Linked DNA regions of Homo sapiens: regions 1 and 2 are each linked to region 3. The links are chromatin contacts, found by Hi-C or POLR2A ChIA-PET in ENCODE. All regions are on one chromosome and are shown on one strand. Each heading gives the region's core, a stretch centred on a gene start or an enhancer-like site at or near the end of the contact. The rest is flanking DNA. Distances are from core to core; before and after follow the strand shown.

Region 1 (2,878 bases), core at 143-2,642, 94 kb after region 3:
TCACTTTTTAAAGACTGTAAATTATTCTATTATAGGACTGTACCATATAATGTGTTACTGTTGGACAAATATTTAGATGGCTTCCTGTTTTTCCTTTCTTTCAAGAAGAAAACAAAACAGTGATGGATATACTTGTAACTAAATATTCTCTTAAGTATTCACTTGAAATAAAATTCTTTAAGTGAAACTTCCATATCCAAAGGTATCACCTTTTAAAGACTTTTGCTAGAACAAATTCTCTTTTTCCTTGATCTGCCATGCTTACAAATTATTTCATTCCCTCTTTAGGTCAGAGTCAGAGGTAGGCCACAAGTGCATTTTGAAATATCAGATGCTTTGATACCTACTGTGTTAAACACACATAAAGCTGAGACATCAGAAGTATTCGGCCTCAAGTGAAAGCTGGATTCTAACCTTTATAAGAGTGACACCTCCCCATTTGTTTCAGTTTGCACTCTAAACCTTAATTTAGGCCTCCTCTAGAAAACCTGTGTACCAATCTGCCCATCCCCCAGTGGCTCAAAGTGAAGGTGTGTAAACAAGCTGGATGCTGTATGTCCAGTTATTCGGATTGCAGAGTTATCTGGGGTTCCAGGGAAACTGGTAGCAGCCCCATGGTGCCACCATTGCCTCCCCTCCTGTCTCAGCCTGGGTTAAGTCCCTCCACTGCATTCCTGTGCCATTTGATCTTAGACTTACTTTTTTGTTTAAATTTTTAATTAATTATTTTTTTCATTATACTTTAAGCTCTGGGGTACATGTGCACAACGTGCAGGTTTGTTACATAGGTATACACGTGCCATGTTGGTCTGCTGCACCCATTAACTTGTCACTTACATTAGGTATTTCTCCTAATGCTATCCCTCCCCCAGCCCTTTTTAATGTTTCTGCCTCTATGAGATTTTGAATATCTTAAACTGAGCTACCTAAAAATGTCATTTTTTTCATTTAAAATATATAATCAATGAAAACAAATGTTTTTGAAAATCCACCACATTGCCTGTTCCAAAACAGAGTTGGGCATCTCTCTCTGGGAGTAAAAGAATCACCCAGGTTTCTGCTCTGTTTTTATGCACCCAGTGTAGTCTGTAAATTCATACCCAGACCGAGCAGTGGAGAGAGTAAGCTGTAGCAGGCATTGGACTCACTGGCCTAGTGCTTACTTTAGCTTTGTAGACTTGGTTTTGTGCTGCCAGATGCTGCTGCTAACCTTTGGCTTACAGTAGTTTTGACAAACATGGAGGCTGTTAGTCAAAGGAACTCTGTCTCCCTAAGAATGTGTTGCGACACATTTAATTCAGAGCCACGTCAGTTGCAACAGATCTTGTGCTTTAACAAGTACCTTGGATCCTTGAGAGAATAAACTAGTCATGGCTTTACAGGCCTTTTAGGGAAAGCTACTGCTGCGCTCCGTGCTCTCTGGCGCTTGGGAATGCACAGCAGTGCTGGATGCCAAGAATATAAACAGCCAGAACGATATGTTCAGCATTTAGGAAATACAGCTGGACCCAGCAAATGTATATGACAGATAGACTCTGGGGCCAAAGAAATTTCCTCTGCACATTTTACCCACTTAAGTAATGTTAAACTGAAGGTCCTAGTATATCGCCCCATCATGACAGGTCTTTGAATATATGCTAATTAAAGGGCATGTCTATTCACTTCATTTGTGTCTCCTGTGTCTTTCTCTAGAGTTGTTTTAAGGCAGAGTATCATATCGCATCAAAACCGCTCCATAAGTCCTGCCACTCCACGTGCAATGCCATGAACTTGAAGAAACTGCTGGTAAGAGAAAGCAAATGCTGTGACCAGGCAAGTAAGTGTTGTCAAAGTGTTGTAAAACTACCCTGAACTTTTGGATCCAGAGTACTTTCCTTCCTTCCCCCTCCCTCGTCCTCTCTTTTCTTTGAGTATAAGTGGCCACAGCAACACATTTCCAAAGCTTAAACTTAGAACTTTTATCTGGGAAGTTTGTTTGGACAGTATTCAAATATAAGTGATAAAAATATACAAAGGCTGGCCAGGTGCGGTGGCTCACACCTGTAATCCCAGCACTTGGGAGGCCGAGGCAGGCAGATCATGAGGTCAGGAGTTCGAGACGAGCCTGGCCAATATGGTAAAACCCCGTCTCTACTAAAAATACAAAAAAATTAGCCCGGCATGGTGGCAGGCACCTGTAATCCCAGCTACTCGGGAGGCTGAGGCAGGAGCATCAGTCAAACCTAGGAGGCGGAGGTTGCAGTGAGCCGAGATTGCAACACTGCACTCTAGCCTGGGTGACAGAGCAAGACTGCATCTCAAAAAAAAAAGAAAAAAAAAAAGAATATACAAAGCCTATTTATGATTTTTAAAATTTGAATTCAAGGAAAGTATTGTTGCTTCTCTTAAAAGTTTTCGCTTAAGAACATGTTTTCATCTTCATTTTCCCTCATTCATCCTGAGGCCTTCAGCCCTCCCATAGCAAGAGAATATAAAAGAGGTGGGACAGAAAGAGTGAACAGGGCATCCCAACAAAGATGCGTTTTCCATTTTCCTCTGTATCTTGCAGCCTCTGTTACTACTGGGAGAGAGAGGAAGCTAATCAAAAGTGGAATGAATTTGTACTGTTTATAGGGCCTCCTCTTTCCCACACCCTTTACATACCTCACCTTACTTAATTCCATGACAATATAGTGAAGTCTATATTTTTATTCCGATATTACAGACACGTATACTAAAGGGCTCAGAGAGTAAGTAACCTGTTCAGAGTCACAGAGCTATAGCCGGGATTGGAGCCCAGGGCTGTGTGATTGTATAGAGCACCTTACGTGGTCCCTACCTACATTATGCTGAGTCCTTTTGCCTGCAATTAGGCTGAACTGCTGACAAGTCAGCTGGA
Region 2 (3,016 bases), core at 397-2,896, 66 kb before region 3:
CTCTGAAAACAATTCCTGCATTTTCTATTGTGACCAGGAAGCTCAAAGCACTCCATATGTCTCAGAAGCAAATGGCACATACTGGAGTTATATTAAACTCTAGAGCAACTTCTGAAGTAAGTCTTCTCAGGCTCAGAATCTACTGTTGGGGACTGACTATGGAGAACTGTTCTCTGAATGATGAGTTAATTTCTTTCCTGAACTTCATTTACACATACAATGAGCACATATTGCAAGAGGTAATGTGCTTAGCCCCGTGAGTTAAATAGATGATTCGGCAAACTCAGGCAGGTGAGCTCAGAAAACAACTCTTGGAGCAGACTCTGTGTGTGTGTGTGTGTGTGTGTGTGTGTGTGTGTGTGTGTCTGTGTTCTAGACAGAATAGGGATGGCACCCACTGTAGGAAGAAGCAGGTACCCATTGCTTTTGAGCTTTTCCTCACTTTTACATTTGGAGGAGTTCTTGACTTTTCTTCATCCTTCTGAAATCTCAGTGCTTCTTCCAGGGTTTGTTTTCTAAGGGTATAATTTCTTGGAAGAGACAAATGTCTTTATTTCCTGAACTGCTGGGGCTTGTGACTGAATGGGAATAAGAGTATAAATCAACTATGCCAGTTGTGGGGCTGAAGACCAGGAAGTGCTTTGTAGGCATGAAGGGCTTCACCAATTTTTAGGAATAATGCATTTTTATATGAGTTTTATACGGAAAATTTGTCAATTAGTTCTAATTATGCAGCATTCTGAAATTCTCTGAGACTTAGCCAGAACTGATGGAAACTCAGTAACGAAAGACTGAAACACTATCTTATTTCTATATTTCTATGCCTCCTTCACGTCCAGATCTGTTAATGACATTCTGAGTCTATACTACTTGTCTCTGGAGGTAGTGTATCAGTTAGAAGGGCTTTCGCCTGCAAGTAACAAATGCATCTAAAAATGGCTAGAGCAAATATTGAGTTAATTTTTCTCACGTCTTCAAAAGTCTGGAGGTAGCAGTTTTCTGATTGGTTCATTAGCTCCATATTGCCAGCACTCGTGTCTCTGGGATTCTCTCGAGTTTTTCCTGATGGTTACAAGATGGCTGCTGCAGCTCCAGGCATCAGGTCCTCTATTTAAAAAAAAAAAAAAAAGTTGGTGAGTATGTTGGTTTTAATATATGGCCTCAAATTCTTTCACATACCTCTTGTCTTTAAGTGGGGTCTATGTCCTTTTCCCTCGACTCTCAGTGGGTTTGTGCCCATTTGAACCCATAGAGTATGGTAGAAGTGACACTGTGTGATTTCTGAGGCTAGATCATAAAACGACATGCAGCCTCTGGCTGGTTCTCTTGGAACACTTGCTCTCTGGACACTCCCCTTGGGATTCTTCCTTTTGGGATCCTCACTCTCAAACTCAGATGAGATATCCACAGGAAGGATAGAAAGCCTGTTAGGAGCGTGCTACAAAATGGAAGACATTTGTGGAATTTAGGAACATGAGTCAGCAACTGTGGATAATAGCTTTATATTAAAGGAGCAGCAGTACTCTGTGCCCATAAAGTGCACACAGCAAGACATCCTTGAGCTTTGTGTTTATTCTCTGACCGTACATGTTTTTTTAATCAGTTTGCAAGGCTCAGCTCCACTCCAGAGGCAGGCATTCTGCTTTCCAGAGAACAGCTGGACTTTCTCAGAGAATATGCAGACAAGTCAGGCACCCTTTTTCTTTGCCCGTAGCAATATAAGAATGCACTGGCAGACTTATTTCTTCTCACTACTAAGGATCTATTTTATAACTCCCTGCCTTCTAGAATGTCTTTCCTTGTTTTTTTTTTTTGTTTTGTTTTTTTTTCCCTGTGTTGCCAATGCCTTTCTTTTCCAATCACCTTTGAAAGACATTTTTTTTCTCCCTTGAGCATATCTCCAGTCTTTTCTCTGGCAGCTACTATTCATTATTTAACTTATTTCTGTATTTTTTTCTTCTTTTTTATTTCAACTTTGTGAAAAATATAGGGGAAAATCTTGCTCTGGTGTCCTCAGCATGTCCTGTTTTGGCTTGCTCTCAGTTTCCTAGAGACTAGCATAGTGGCTTGCACATGGTAGACACTCAAAAAATGCATTCAGTGTGAATGAATGAATGAATAAATGATGGATGGATGGATGGATGATTAAATGTTTATATGGAAAGTATGGACTCAAACTAAAATGCAGCACAGCAATTAAATCAATGACTCCATACAACAGGTCAGGAGTTTAAGTGTGATGTTGCAGCTCTTCTGTTGTGAGATCTTGTGAATTTGCGCATTTCTTTTTTTTTTTTCTTTTGAGACAGAATCTTGCTCTGTCCCCAGGCTGGAGTACAGTGGCGTGATCTCGGCTCACTGCAACCTCTGCCTCCTCGGTTCAAGCGATTCCACTGCCTCAGCCTCCTGAGTAGCTGGGACTACAGGCGTACACCACCACGCCTGGCTAATTTTTTGTATTTTAGTAGAGACAGGGTTTCACCATGTTGGCCAGGATGGTCTTGATCTCCTGATCTCGTGATCCGCCCGCCTCGGCCTCCCAAAGTGCTGGGATTACAGGTGTGAGCTACCGCACCCAGCCGAATTTGCACATTTCTTCATTTACTTCACATTTATTGAGTGTCCATTTTGCTCTAGTTCCTGTGCAGTCTAATGGGGAGACAGGCTTACATAATGCAGCGTAATAAACACTGTGGCAGAGCAGCCAAATAGGTTATGGGAGCACAAAGTTGTATGCAGGCTTTGGGTAGATGGAGTTTTGCTCTCATCTTGCCTAGATCAGTTTAATATCAGGGTCTCCCAGAGGTAGCATGGCCAAGGGTTACATTTTTAATATGAATACTCATTTCTTTCTGTTCTTTTCTCCCAACACCCCTGACCCTGTCTTGCAAATGAAAGCTTTTCCTTTCCCATCCTGGGAGGGGAGGTAGAGCATTGTGCTTCTGAACATTGAGCCCTCCCTATGTCTTAGGTTGTGGAGACGCAGGGTTGCCCATGGTTTGAATCTAGACTAGTG
Region 3 (3,258 bases), core at 366-2,865:
GTAAGGTTTGAGAGAACTATGTTGGAAGTCATTAAGAGAAAGAGCCTATTCCCCAGCTGCTTCCTGCTCAGAAGCAAGGGCCCTGGTGGTTGGTACAAGATAAAGCTAAGCATGAAGGCTCTTCTCTTGATAATCTAGATCGCCCCAAAACAACTGAGTCTATAAAGAACCCAGATTATGTCATGTGCCAATCTGTCACACACCGGAATGTATATCTCATGATTCAATAATTTCTGTTGTGTATACAATTGTGATGTGCATGTCAATTCCCATCTTTCTTAGGTAATGTGCGATAGTTCAGTCTTCATTGTCCTTGGAGAATAAGATGCATCATGTAAGGTGGCAGTCTGCTAAGATTGCTACTTTAAGGAAGAGGTGCTGTTGCAAAAGAAACGTTGAAGTTAAAAACAACTAATGATCAATTGATTGGGCTTGGACACAGACCCTAGCACTTGAGTACCTTACACTTTTTAACTTGCACTCCAGCTTTGATCAAGCTTTTCCTGTCATTGTATAGCCAGGAAATCATAATTCTCTTGGCTTCGCTCTTGGTTGACATTTGGGAAATGGCTGCCCTTTAGAACTTGGCTCTGATCTCTTCGGTATTTGCCTGATGTCTTGAGACTCCATTCTTCTGAGCTCCTGGTGTCTTAGATTCTCCCTGAAGTTAAGAACACTATCAATCCTCCAAACCTCCAATCCTCTTATACTATGACAACTCATAATGTACTAAATTCAAATGAAAATCTTAGGCAAGTCCCTTTAGGGTCTCCTACTCTTCATATGAAACTGCATTTTTATCAGTATAACAAATATAATTTTCAAAAGTCACATAAATTCTACTAGTTTGAAAGTAAAAGGGGTACAAATGCTTTGCATCATGTTTCTAGGGTTTCTTAGGAATTTTATATGAAAAGCACTTTTTACTTCCTGGCCAGCCAAGAACTCCAACTGATTTCAGCTGCTGCTATTTGGTGTGTGAAAAAAAAAAAAAAAAAAACAATTTTCCAAAGAATTTTGTTATCGGTAATGCTATGCAACCTGGCATAACACACTTGACAATATCAAAAGAGATGCTATCATATAAATGTAACAGGGAGCAGAATGCAGTTCTGTTTCATGATTTGGCCAGAAAAAAAACAAATTACCTTGAGTGACCCAAGGCAACCTGACTTCATTAGACCCCCGGCCCTTGTACACATTACAATTCTGCCCCAGTAAGGAGATTACAAAAGAAAGGTTTTCATGGCTCTCAAAAAGGAGATCCTCTCCTTTTCAATTACATCTGATTTATGAACTGTTAAAACTATTTCCCAAAGTCTGCCTTCACAGCCTCTCACTTGTCTGATAAACACTGCACAAAAATTCTGCTGGTTTGCAAAATATGACTCTTACGTGTCTGAAGTCCCCTTTCGGATCCTGGGAGGAAGGAACATTGAAGTCTCCAAAGAGCTGCTGGTGACAAATGTCTACTGCATTTCCTGATGGCAGAGAACAAAAGTGAGACGTGAAAGAGAAAACATACACGCAGTGGAATCCTCTCTCCTTCAGCTCCTTTGGAGCGAAGTGCTGAGCTATCTGATTTTTATACCTCTACCCCCTCAGCCCTTTTCCCTCTCAGACTGTGGTCTGTTCTCCACAAATATGTCCTTTTTGGTCTCAAACCAGATGGAATTATAGAAAACAAACTGTAAGTTCCCAGGCCCACAACTTTCTCACAGCCTGGAAGGGAGTGAGTGACAGGACGTGGATTACCCTCTCCTCCCCAGCCACCTCCACCTTCTTTTCAAAAGCGAATTCTTTAAAAAATATAGAGAGAGCATAACTCAGCCGTCATTTGGCAATGGGTGAGCATGGTTATCTTTCAAAATAATAATGACGCCAAACTTTATAGAAAAAGGAAACCGTTCTCTTTGTTCCAAAAACCCTACGATGTAGATGAATATCTCTTAAGGCATAAATACAAGGACATTTTTAGAACTGGCCCACTTGCTAGTCTAGACTTATAGGAAAGCATCATAAAACTGTTATTTTTCAATAGGTCAAATTCTCTTCCAATGCAACTCTATCTGCCCCAGAACTGAAAAGAATCCCAGTTTTAGAAAGAATTTGGCAGCACTAGGCCAGTTCTTTCCTTATTCATCTGCTATAGATCTTGATCCACATCATATTAACAAGAGTTTTGAAGGTTTTTCTGTGTGCTTTATTTTTTAACAAGGGAAGCGTCTTCCACCTGAGCTCCTCAAGATGATTTCTCAGACTCTACTGAGTGTGAGGTGGTCTGAGTGTTTGGCTGGAAGGCAGGTTTGCTCCTCCTGGACCTAATGTCTTGGTCTTATGAGAGAATTTTGTGGGCCCCTTTGCCTCCTGCTCAAGGCACCAGTGAATATCATTTGCAGAATTAGGGTGTTGGCTCAAAAGAGACATAGTGTATTATCCCATAGAAAGTATGAGAGCATCTGGGAATTATGAGGGCGTTTATGAGTAACATCTCTGGTAGACACATGAGATCAGCCTTCTTCCCGCTCACCACCACCGAAGATCTGGGGGCGGATGGGCAGAGGTGAGGTGGTGTGGCATGGCAGCTGGAACACAAGTGGAAATAGTCAACTTGGCCATACTAAAACCCTATTTGCCATCTATGTGTGACGCCATTCCAGCATTTGGTGTCCAAGGACACCTAGTCCTGGCCTCGCTTGCCTTCCTATTTTTAAGGGGGAAAGACTTCATCTACTTATTTAAGCAAAATGAAAAAAAAACTTGAATATCAAGTAATTGTTGAGAAAGCAACACAGTGATAAAATTTTAAAATATACAAATCAAGACTATATGGCATCAATTTTGCTAGAATGACCCATGAACTTTAAATATCAAGGAGCAACATCTTGGACATTGGGCATTAGTTTTACTATGATATCTTTCAATTCAGAAGAGGACAAAGTTTTTACGTAGTTCCCTGCATCAGTGATGGGAGTGTTGAGTTTTCATGTTTTTTGAAAAAAGTGGAAGTTAAATTACTTCTTTTGACTGTCCAAGGTGGTGCATTTTATGGAAGAAGAAGAAGGCCCTGTGCTGGGAGCCTTACATTTTGCTATGGCCTCTATCAGTAGCTGAGAGTGGTGATATGGAACTCCCCTGCCTGTCTGGGCCTCAGTCATTCTTTCTGCAAGGAAAGACTAATGGGGTTGACATTTACTGCCTTCACTGAGGTCTCTTAAAGTGTAATGACACTCTGGGCATGGAGTGGATTTTAGTAAG

The links. Hi-C counts contacts between places; a loop is a spot of excess contacts on that map. ChIA-PET counts read pairs that join two places held with the same protein, here RNA polymerase II (POLR2A). Pooled maps may share reads with other maps.
Region 1: a loop to region 3 is called in a map of sigmoid colon, with 6 times the contacts of the local background. The contact joins the enhancer-like site here to the promoter of LINC01614 in region 3. A Hi-C loop is called at or near these places in 4 of 168 maps with a recorded cell type or tissue (Caco-2, endothelial cell of umbilical vein, prostate gland and 1 more) and 3 of 50 pooled maps. POLR2A ChIA-PET finds 5 or more read pairs at or near these places in 4 of 52 experiments (CD4-positive, alpha-beta T cell, Caco-2, HepG2 and 1 more).
Region 2: a loop to region 3 is called in a pooled map, with 2.4 times the contacts of the local background. The contact joins the enhancer-like site here to the promoter of LINC01614 in region 3. A Hi-C loop is called at or near these places in 5 of 168 maps with a recorded cell type or tissue (CD14-positive monocyte, Caco-2, PC-3 and 2 more) and 3 of 50 pooled maps. POLR2A ChIA-PET finds 5 or more read pairs at or near these places in 5 of 52 experiments (A673, AG04450, HepG2 and 2 more).

The regions. Positions count from the first base shown.
Region 1 is chr2:215,623,050-215,625,927 of GRCh38, reverse strand. LINC00607 (long intergenic non-protein coding RNA 607) reads left to right here. Exons shown (of 10, transcript NR_037195.1): 6 at 1,693-1,816. The region is part of intron 2 of LOC102724861 (a long non-coding RNA gene); the gene reads right to left. Among named protein-coding and RNA genes, the nearest start is that of LINC01614, 94 kb to the left of the region's middle. Within about 2 kb of position 1,392, at least 10 of the 41 ENCODE cell types and tissues checked have a DNase peak (open chromatin) inside an H3K27ac peak, as active enhancers do.
Region 2 is chr2:215,783,086-215,786,101 of GRCh38, reverse strand. All of the region lies in intron 1 of LINC00607 (long intergenic non-protein coding RNA 607), which reads left to right. Among named protein-coding and RNA genes, the nearest start is that of LINC00607, 59 kb to the left of the region's middle. Within about 2 kb of position 1,646, at least 3 of the 41 ENCODE cell types and tissues checked have a DNase peak (open chromatin) inside an H3K27ac peak, as active enhancers do; they include A673, where a contact is called at or near this core.
Region 3 is chr2:215,716,400-215,719,657 of GRCh38, reverse strand. LINC01614 (long intergenic non-protein coding RNA 1614) reads right to left here and starts at 1,615. Exons shown (of 2, transcript NR_132383.1): 1 at 1,396-1,615; 2 at 1-661. All of the region lies in intron 5 of LINC00607 (long intergenic non-protein coding RNA 607), which reads left to right.